Regions from separate parts of the Homo sapiens genome. Here region 1 is linked to region 2. Evidence: chromatin contacts called from ENCODE Hi-C or POLR2A ChIA-PET data. All regions are on one chromosome and are shown on one strand. Each heading gives the region's core, a stretch centred on a gene start or an enhancer-like site at or near the end of the contact. The rest is flanking DNA. Distances are from core to core; before and after follow the strand shown.

Region 1 (3,721 bases), core at 92-2,591, 220 kb after region 2:
TAACAACCACGTTGCATTTCTGCCTCCCTCTGCTCATCCGTAAAATGAAGCGCATTGCTGAGCACAGTTTTACTAGTTCATTCAAGCATCTGTTTCCCAAGTTAGTCTGCAAGCTGCTTAAAGATAAGGACTACAGCTTCTTTATATCTCTATCTGTATCCTCACAACATCATCTCTATCCTCTCAATGCCTTGGTGCATGCTCAACGGATGAATGGAAAGACTGGATGCTCTTCAGCAGGGACCTACAGTTTCTACTTCATCCCTGAGTTCTAATGAGCCAAAGCCCAGGCAGCTCCAGAAGCTCCAGTGTTTGACACGCAACCCCACACAGGCGGAGGTTCTAGAGCTGTATGGGTATGGATGCAGCTCCAGAAGTCTGCAGCCTTCCAGGAGGGGGGCGTGAAGACAGAACTGTACCTCCCAATCCCTCCTGACCTGACTCACATCAGCCACCAAGCTTGGGTGGACAAGGTATTCCTCGGTATTAGGTTTAATCCCAGACATTAAGATTTGGGGTGATTTTTCTTTTAGGCTTTTCTATGTATTTCAGATTTACCACAATGAATGTGTGTTTGTTTAGTGCAGAGAGAAAAATAAGGAAAAATAGAAACCTCAGTAAGCTGTTGTAATTTTTACACTGGCTTGCTCAAGCAGAGTTCCAGATCCGGCTCTTCTGTAGGATACATTCACTGAGGGGTCACCTCCCCTGGGTTTCCTCACTGTTTGTTCAGGAAGACAATGACTAATCTGTAAAATGGGAAAGTTAACCTTTACTTTCTTCTCATTTTACACAGAATTGTTTGCAATAATTAGTGAGACATTGATGGACAGATGGTTGAGATCTGGGGAGAAGACACTGGAAGGCCAGATGGCCAGTGACGAAGGAGGAGAGAATGGGATTGTTATCAGGATAACACTGACCACCCCTAAAATTGCACTGTGCCTCCACTGCCCGAATAATTACACCCATTCTCCTTAATGGATTCTGCCGGAGGGGACCTGCCTTTGAAGGCTCACATTTAATTGTTATTATCATTATTACTATAATTAGTATAATGTAATGGATTCTGGACTTCATGCATTGCCTCTATATAACAGCAAAGTTCCTAGCAGCCAGCTGGTGTAGAGGACAGAAATTCCACTTTTTCTTCAGAAGCCACTGAGAATGTAAAGACACCACTGAAATCCTCAGACTCACTAGGCCTGGCTTTAATAAGCATTTCCCCCTGTTTCTTTTTTTGCTCCCTCTACAGAAACAGCTTCTCAGTGAAAATTGTCATGACAACCTGGAGAGAGGAAACGTTCTACTGCAAGCCGAGCGTGGGGACCGAGGGTCGGCGTCACAGTGAGAGAGCCATGATGGAGGACGGGGTCACCCTGCTTGCCCAACGCGGGGAGCTCCGTCATACAGAACCCCAGTGAGTTCTGGAGGTCACGCTCTGTTTCATAAATGAAAAGCTGGGGCAGGGGCCTTGCCACACGGACACTCCTCGGGCCTCACAAGCTCCTGTGGGTGACCAGGCTGCTCCCCACCGCCGGCGTGGGCTGTTGCTACCCTGCACATCCCTCGGGTGGGCAGCGGTGCTTGAAACGCCAGCTCCCGCCCTTCCTGCCTAGTGGCTTGACGGCTTCATTGTGCTAACCACCCAGGCAAGCTTGCGTGACTAACGGAGGAGCGTCTCCCCTTAGATTCTTCCCGCCCGGAGCCGGGGACAGCAGGTTGTTTATCACGGAAGGGCTGGGAAGAGCTTTTCAGAAAGGCCTTGGGGACTCTCTGTGTGGCATGGAACAGAGAGTGCCTGCCCACCCCAGGCAGCCAGATGCAGCCCCTGCCTGCTTCCCCCTCCCTGGCTATGTGCGTTCCAGAAAACCACCTGACCTCCAGATTCTCTCTCGTCCAGTGGAGATTCTCCTGCCCGAAGGCAGGCGCTCTCCAAGGTCCCTCTCCCCAGAAGAGCCACGATCCCAGGAAGCCGGCTTGTGCAGAGGAAAGAACCGCACCTCGTTGTCAGAACAACCCCAGCTCTGCCACCTACACCTTGTGTGACCTTGGGCAAGTCAGAGAAACTTCTCAGATGCACAATCTCGTCACGCTCCTAGTTTCCAAGCCCACACACCTGAGGGTCAATGTCCCTTATTGCACCCCCACCCCATACCGACTCCATCAGCAAGTCCTGTTTGTTCTTGCCCCAAGTATCTCTCCTGTCTGCCCATTCCCTGCATCTCCCCCGTCACCACCCCGGGCCAGTCCCCGTTACCCGCACCTGGAGGTCTGCACCAGCCCCACCTGCACTCCGGCGTCCACTCTCGCCCCCATTGCTGTGATCTCCACACAACCACGAGCGGCCTTGAGAGCGCAGCGAGGCCGTGAGGCTGCGCAGAGCCCCTCAGTCAGCAGGACCGCGCTCACGGTTCAGTGGGCCGTCTGCTAGAGGCTTTCCGCAGTTCATTCCTTCTCCCCACACAACTCTGAAGGTAAGATGTCTATTATCACACCGTCCCACTTTACAGTGAGGAAACGGAGGTCCAGGGAGGTGAAGGCTCTGGCCCAATCACAGACTAGTGAGGGATAGAGCCCGGATTTGGACCTAGGCAGTCGGACCCCAAGTCCATACCCTGGGCCTCACGCTGGATTGTTCCAGATCCCACACCAGCTCCCGCAGGTCCTCGCCAGTGTCAGCCCTCACCAGGCTCCCCCCGCCCATTGTGCTCCACTCACCCCGCCTCCCCCTGCAGGCAGGGCACATGAGCACCTCCAGACCTTTGGCATCTCCCCTCCCCTCGCCACCTGGCTGAATTGTCCCCTTCAGCCCTCTGAGCCTCCCTCCTCCTCAAGGACACCCCGGCCTCCTGATCTAGAGGATGGAGCACAGGGAGAAAGCACAGGTGTGTTTCTCCCTGGCTGCTGCTGGTCTCCCCAGTTGGTCTATATGACCCAGGAAGTCATGTCCAGGTCTGTGTCCTCTGCCGTCGTGTATGCTGGCAAAGCGTGATACCAGCACACAGGAGGGGAAGTCAGTATCCTCGTGATGGGCAGAACGGATGAGCATCGATGCAGAGGTGCTGGGAGGCCAGCCCGTGGCCCAAATGAGAGCTTGGTGATCTACCTCTGCCCCATGGAGGGGGCACCTGCCAGTCAATCTGGAGAGGGGCGTGTGCTGGCAAAAGAGGGTGCCCCTGAGCTAAAGCCCTGGTAGGAGGGTGGAGGAGAGGGAAAGGACTCAAGAAGGACTTCTGAGTGGGCGATACACTGGAAGTGGGGAGTGAGGAGACTGAAGCATCCAAGGTGGTGCCCGGGTGGCAGGCTGGTGTGCTGGGATGGAAATGAAGAGAAGACACGGGGCTGCCCTCAGAAGGGGTGGTGGCTGGGAAGAGGAAAAGCAGTCAGCCCTAAGTACTTAAAGTATCTGGCAATTTATAGCAAGTGTCATTAAAGGGGAAAAAGTTGTGGGGAGAAGAATGTTTTTGGAATTTGTGACCTCCACACGGGCTGAGGCATTTCTCCTTGAGGTGCCTGCTCTGGCCACCTGAGCAGGCCCTGACTCACAGAAGATGGAGGAGACACCGAAATGCTCTCTCTTCTTCCTAAAATGCATAGGTATTTTACCCAGATTGATTCATTACTCCCAAAGTTAAATTAGGGGCATTTTGTTGACAGTCACCGGTGAGTTCTGAGGAGGGCTCTGGAAGGGGAAATAAGAACTAGAAGAGGCTCTGTC
Region 2 (3,630 bases), core at 882-3,381:
AGAAATGTTGCCACATCCGTTGCATCTGCTACAAAGGCATGCTAGTAATTATCAGTGATAACAGAATGAAAAGAATACAGTTGGTTTTGAGCTTCTAACATATGGTATTGTTGGCTCTTTCTGAGAAGAGAGATCCTGCTTGTGCCCAAGGAATCCCTGAGGATCCCTACGTAGGACCCACTCATCCCACTGCTTTGTCTCTCTACTACAGGGCAGTCTGTGTCCAGCCACTTCTGGGAAGTGGAGTATCTGATTGGTTACCCTGTGTCATAAAAGAGAGGGCATCTGAACTAATCTCTTTATGCAGAGTTTCACAGCACTTCCTCTGGGTCACACCCTCATAGCTCCATTCAGGCAAGGTATAGATTTGAGTAGAAATATCTGTCCTGAGCATCGAGGTACCGCGGTGATGCAAATGTAAGCCCCAGCACAGACAGCATGTCTGTGTTTCTAGTGAGCTGGCAGATGGCTTTTAAAGTCAAGTTACAAGTGTGTCCAGGCACAGGGACAGCTGTGTGAGCAAAGGAACACTTTTGTGCCAGGGAGGGAGAGAGGACCAGCTCTAGGGGGAACTATAGGCTCTGCAGGCTCAGAAAGAGGCAGGTGTGATGAAAACCTTCCAGGAGCACCTCATCACTCCGTTCAGGCCTCCTGACTCATTAGGAGATTCTGGTGACACCCCGCCTCCCTGGCTTCAATCTCTCTAGCTGTAAGCCTGGGGATTGGAAGACTTGGCACAGTCTTTCCTCCCCAAGGGTGCCGTGCTGATGATGTTTGCAGAGTGCATCACACTCCTCTGATAAAAGGTGTCTCCTGAGTACAAAGTATCATTGTCACTATATTCCACAATGTGGCTAAATATAGGTGTGCACCAATCTGCTGAAGAGCAGAGTGTCTCTTCAGCATTTGCCTGGGAGGAGCAAGTGGCCCAGTGGCTGCATAGGATGCAGCAGAAAAGAGCTGGCATGCAGCAGCAGTGTACCTGAGACCAGGGCATGGGGAGAGGGAAAGGCCCTGCATGCCCCCCTGGTGGGCAGCCCCAGCCCACTTGGTGACAGTGAGGCCTGAGTGCAGCAAGGCTGGAGTCATGCTGTGAAAGCCCACAGTAGCAGAGCCCCTGCCAGGAATATAGCAAGGAGATCACAGATCACAGAGTACATTGCACCTGCCCCATGCAGTGGCGGAGCAAGACGCTCAAGGGTCTGGAGTTAAGAGGGACCATTTGAGGTTAAGAGGGAAGGAGTCTCCCTTGTTTTGGTTTTTGTTTTTTGTTTTCCCACACAGTCCCAGAGGGTACTGTGGTGTTCTGACACACTCCCTGTGTCAGAGCTGTTTTTTCATTATGACCAAGACAGAGCAGGTGTGAGAGCTGAGCATCCTCCCCTTGCTGTGCTCCTCTGGTCTCCAAGGCACCCTCCCCATGCGCTGCTTCCTTCCACTTACCGCCCTCGCACGGCACCACATCCTGAGCTCTGCTTGTTCCCTCTTCAGACTGGCAGGTGGTTATAGAGGTGTTTGGGGTGTCAGCTCTGAAATGCTAAAAATAAAACCAGGCTTTCTATCCTGGGATGTCTCATTAGTTTGCTTACAAATGAGTCCCCCTGCAGTTTTTCAGCAATTGGCTAACAAGCTCTAATTTGAGCGTTTGGGCTGGACCTTGGCTCAGTGGGAGCAGACGCGGAGCAGACGCCTTCTCGGAGCTGCCTGTTTGGGGAAGCTGGTCGTTTCCACTCTAGCTCAGCCTCCCAGAACAGGGAAGCTGCAGGAAAGTTGACAAAAGCACAGCAAAGCAGGGAGAGCCTCCTCGGTAGAGAGCAACGACCAGGTGGGTGTGGGTGTGGAGAGCAGTGGGGCCCACCTGGGCAGGTGCGGGGGGATGGGAGGAGGGGCTGAGAGTGCTCTCTAAGTTAAGGTCACGGTGTAGAGGAGAGGACTTGAAAACTTCCTGCAGCAGCTTCGTGGCCCGGTGAAATGTTCTCAGCAGCAAGCATGAAGCTCTGATTTGTAAAAAAATCAATACGGCTTGCATGCCAACTATGCCTTCTCCAATCCTGCATTTGTGATGTCAGAGGTTGTCATTCTGGGCTATGGAGCAAACCTTTCAGGGTTGACCCAGTCCTTCTAGGTCATGTGGAGTGGGCCAGCTTTAATGAACCTGTCTAAAAGGAAGGAAGAGAAAGAGCTCAGCTCCTTAGGGGAACAAGGTGGACCTTGGCAGCTGTCTCACTCCTCACCAGCTCTTCACCTCAGATCTTGTCCTGACTTCCTGGTCCACTAACGGCCTCCTGGATAGAAGAGTCAGGTAATGATCCCTGCCTTTCAATACTCATTGCTCAGTTTCAACAATCATCAACAATTTGCCAATCTCATTTCATCTCTCCTCTTATCTTTTTCCTTTTCTGGAGTATTCAGATCCTCTCACTTTCTGAGTGGAACTAAGAGTCTTCCTCACCTTCATCACCACTATTAGCTTATAAACCTCTTTTAAGGACAGGGATTCACCTCAGCTCAATTATGTTTTGTTACACACGTGGTACCCATCTTCTGTGTTGAGAGATGTTTGAATTATACAGTTTTTAGTGCATTAAGTGTTAGTGTTTGGGATCCAATTTGGCTCACTCTAGATGAGCTATAGAGTCTTCATTTTTTCTCCTCTCCCTTTTTCCTTCTTGAGTTAAAAATCACAGTTACCCAGCCTCCCCATACCTCCCCCCGCACCCTATATTACCACTTGTTTTTCTTTCTTTTTTCTAACCACACCCTGAGGCATTTCACCAGCAACTCTTTATTATCTAACCACAGTTCACCAGCCCAGGAGATGTTCTGAAAATTGACAATGATCATGATATACCCTGGATCCAGAATACTTCTCTATACAATGGGTGTGTATAAAGACAGACAGACCTGCCAGGCTCCATCAGGAAAGCTCTGTGTCTCCTTCACATGTGGAGGGACAGAATATTATCTGGAGATGGAGAATGCTTCTGAGAGCCTCTAGCACAGGGATCCCCAACCCCACAGCCTCGGGCAGGTCCCAGTCCCAGTCTGTGGCCTGTTAGGAACCGGGCCACACAACCGGGGGTGAGCGGTGGGCAAGTGAGCGTTACCACGTGAGCTCTGCCTCCTGTCGGATCAGCCGGTAGCATAAGAGTCTCATAGAAGCGTGAACTCTATTGTGAATTGCGCAAGTGAGGGCTCTAGGTTGGGTGCTTCTTATGAGAATCTAATGCCTGAGGATGAGGCAAAACAGTTTCATTCCAAAATCATCCCCCGGACCCCATCTGTGGAAAAATTGTCTTCCATGAAACCCGTCCCTAATGCCAAAAAATTTGGAGACCACTGCTCTAGTAGGCCTGCCTACTGGGCTTACTTTGTGTATATGAAATTGATAATTATTCCTCGTTTCAGAAATTTAAAATGTTACATTTATATTTCTTTCATATTTCCAACATTGTACCAAAGGTCAGTCCTAGAATGCTTTGTTTTAGCTGTTTTTCTTTCCTTAGGCAGAGAACAAAGATTGGTGGCTTCCTCCTGAGCACACTGGGATGTGGCATTACATCGGGGCTGCTGAGTGCCCTTACCTTCAGCTGCCCAGATGCAGAGGCAGGTGGGTGGGGCCAGGGAGTT

Evidence for each region. Hi-C counts contacts between places; a loop is a spot of excess contacts on that map. ChIA-PET counts read pairs that join two places held with the same protein, here RNA polymerase II (POLR2A). Pooled maps may share reads with other maps.
Region 1: a pooled map shows a loop between it and region 2 (3-fold over the local background). The contact joins the promoter of LINC00385 here to the promoter of LINC00544 in region 2. A Hi-C loop is called at or near these places in 9 of 50 pooled maps. POLR2A ChIA-PET finds 5 or more read pairs at or near these places in 2 of 52 experiments (CD4-positive, alpha-beta memory T cell and activated CD4-positive, alpha-beta memory T cell).

Annotation. Positions count from the first base shown.
Region 1 is chr13:30,152,421-30,156,141 of GRCh38, forward strand. It overlaps LINC00385 (long intergenic non-protein coding RNA 385), which reads left to right and starts at 1,342. Exons shown (of 2, transcript NR_187533.1): 1 at 1,342-2,477. It overlaps LINC00384 (long intergenic non-protein coding RNA 384), which reads right to left and starts at 654. Exons shown (of 2, transcript NR_138041.1): 1 at 614-654. RefSeq lists an enhancer at 839-2,038.
Region 2 is chr13:29,934,400-29,938,029 of GRCh38, forward strand. LINC00544 (long intergenic non-protein coding RNA 544) reads left to right here and starts at 2,132. Exons shown (of 5, transcript NR_033889.1): 1 at 2,132-2,302; 2 at 2,803-2,882; 3 at 3,507-3,610. RefSeq lists enhancers at 416-475, 1,196-1,315, 1,446-1,565.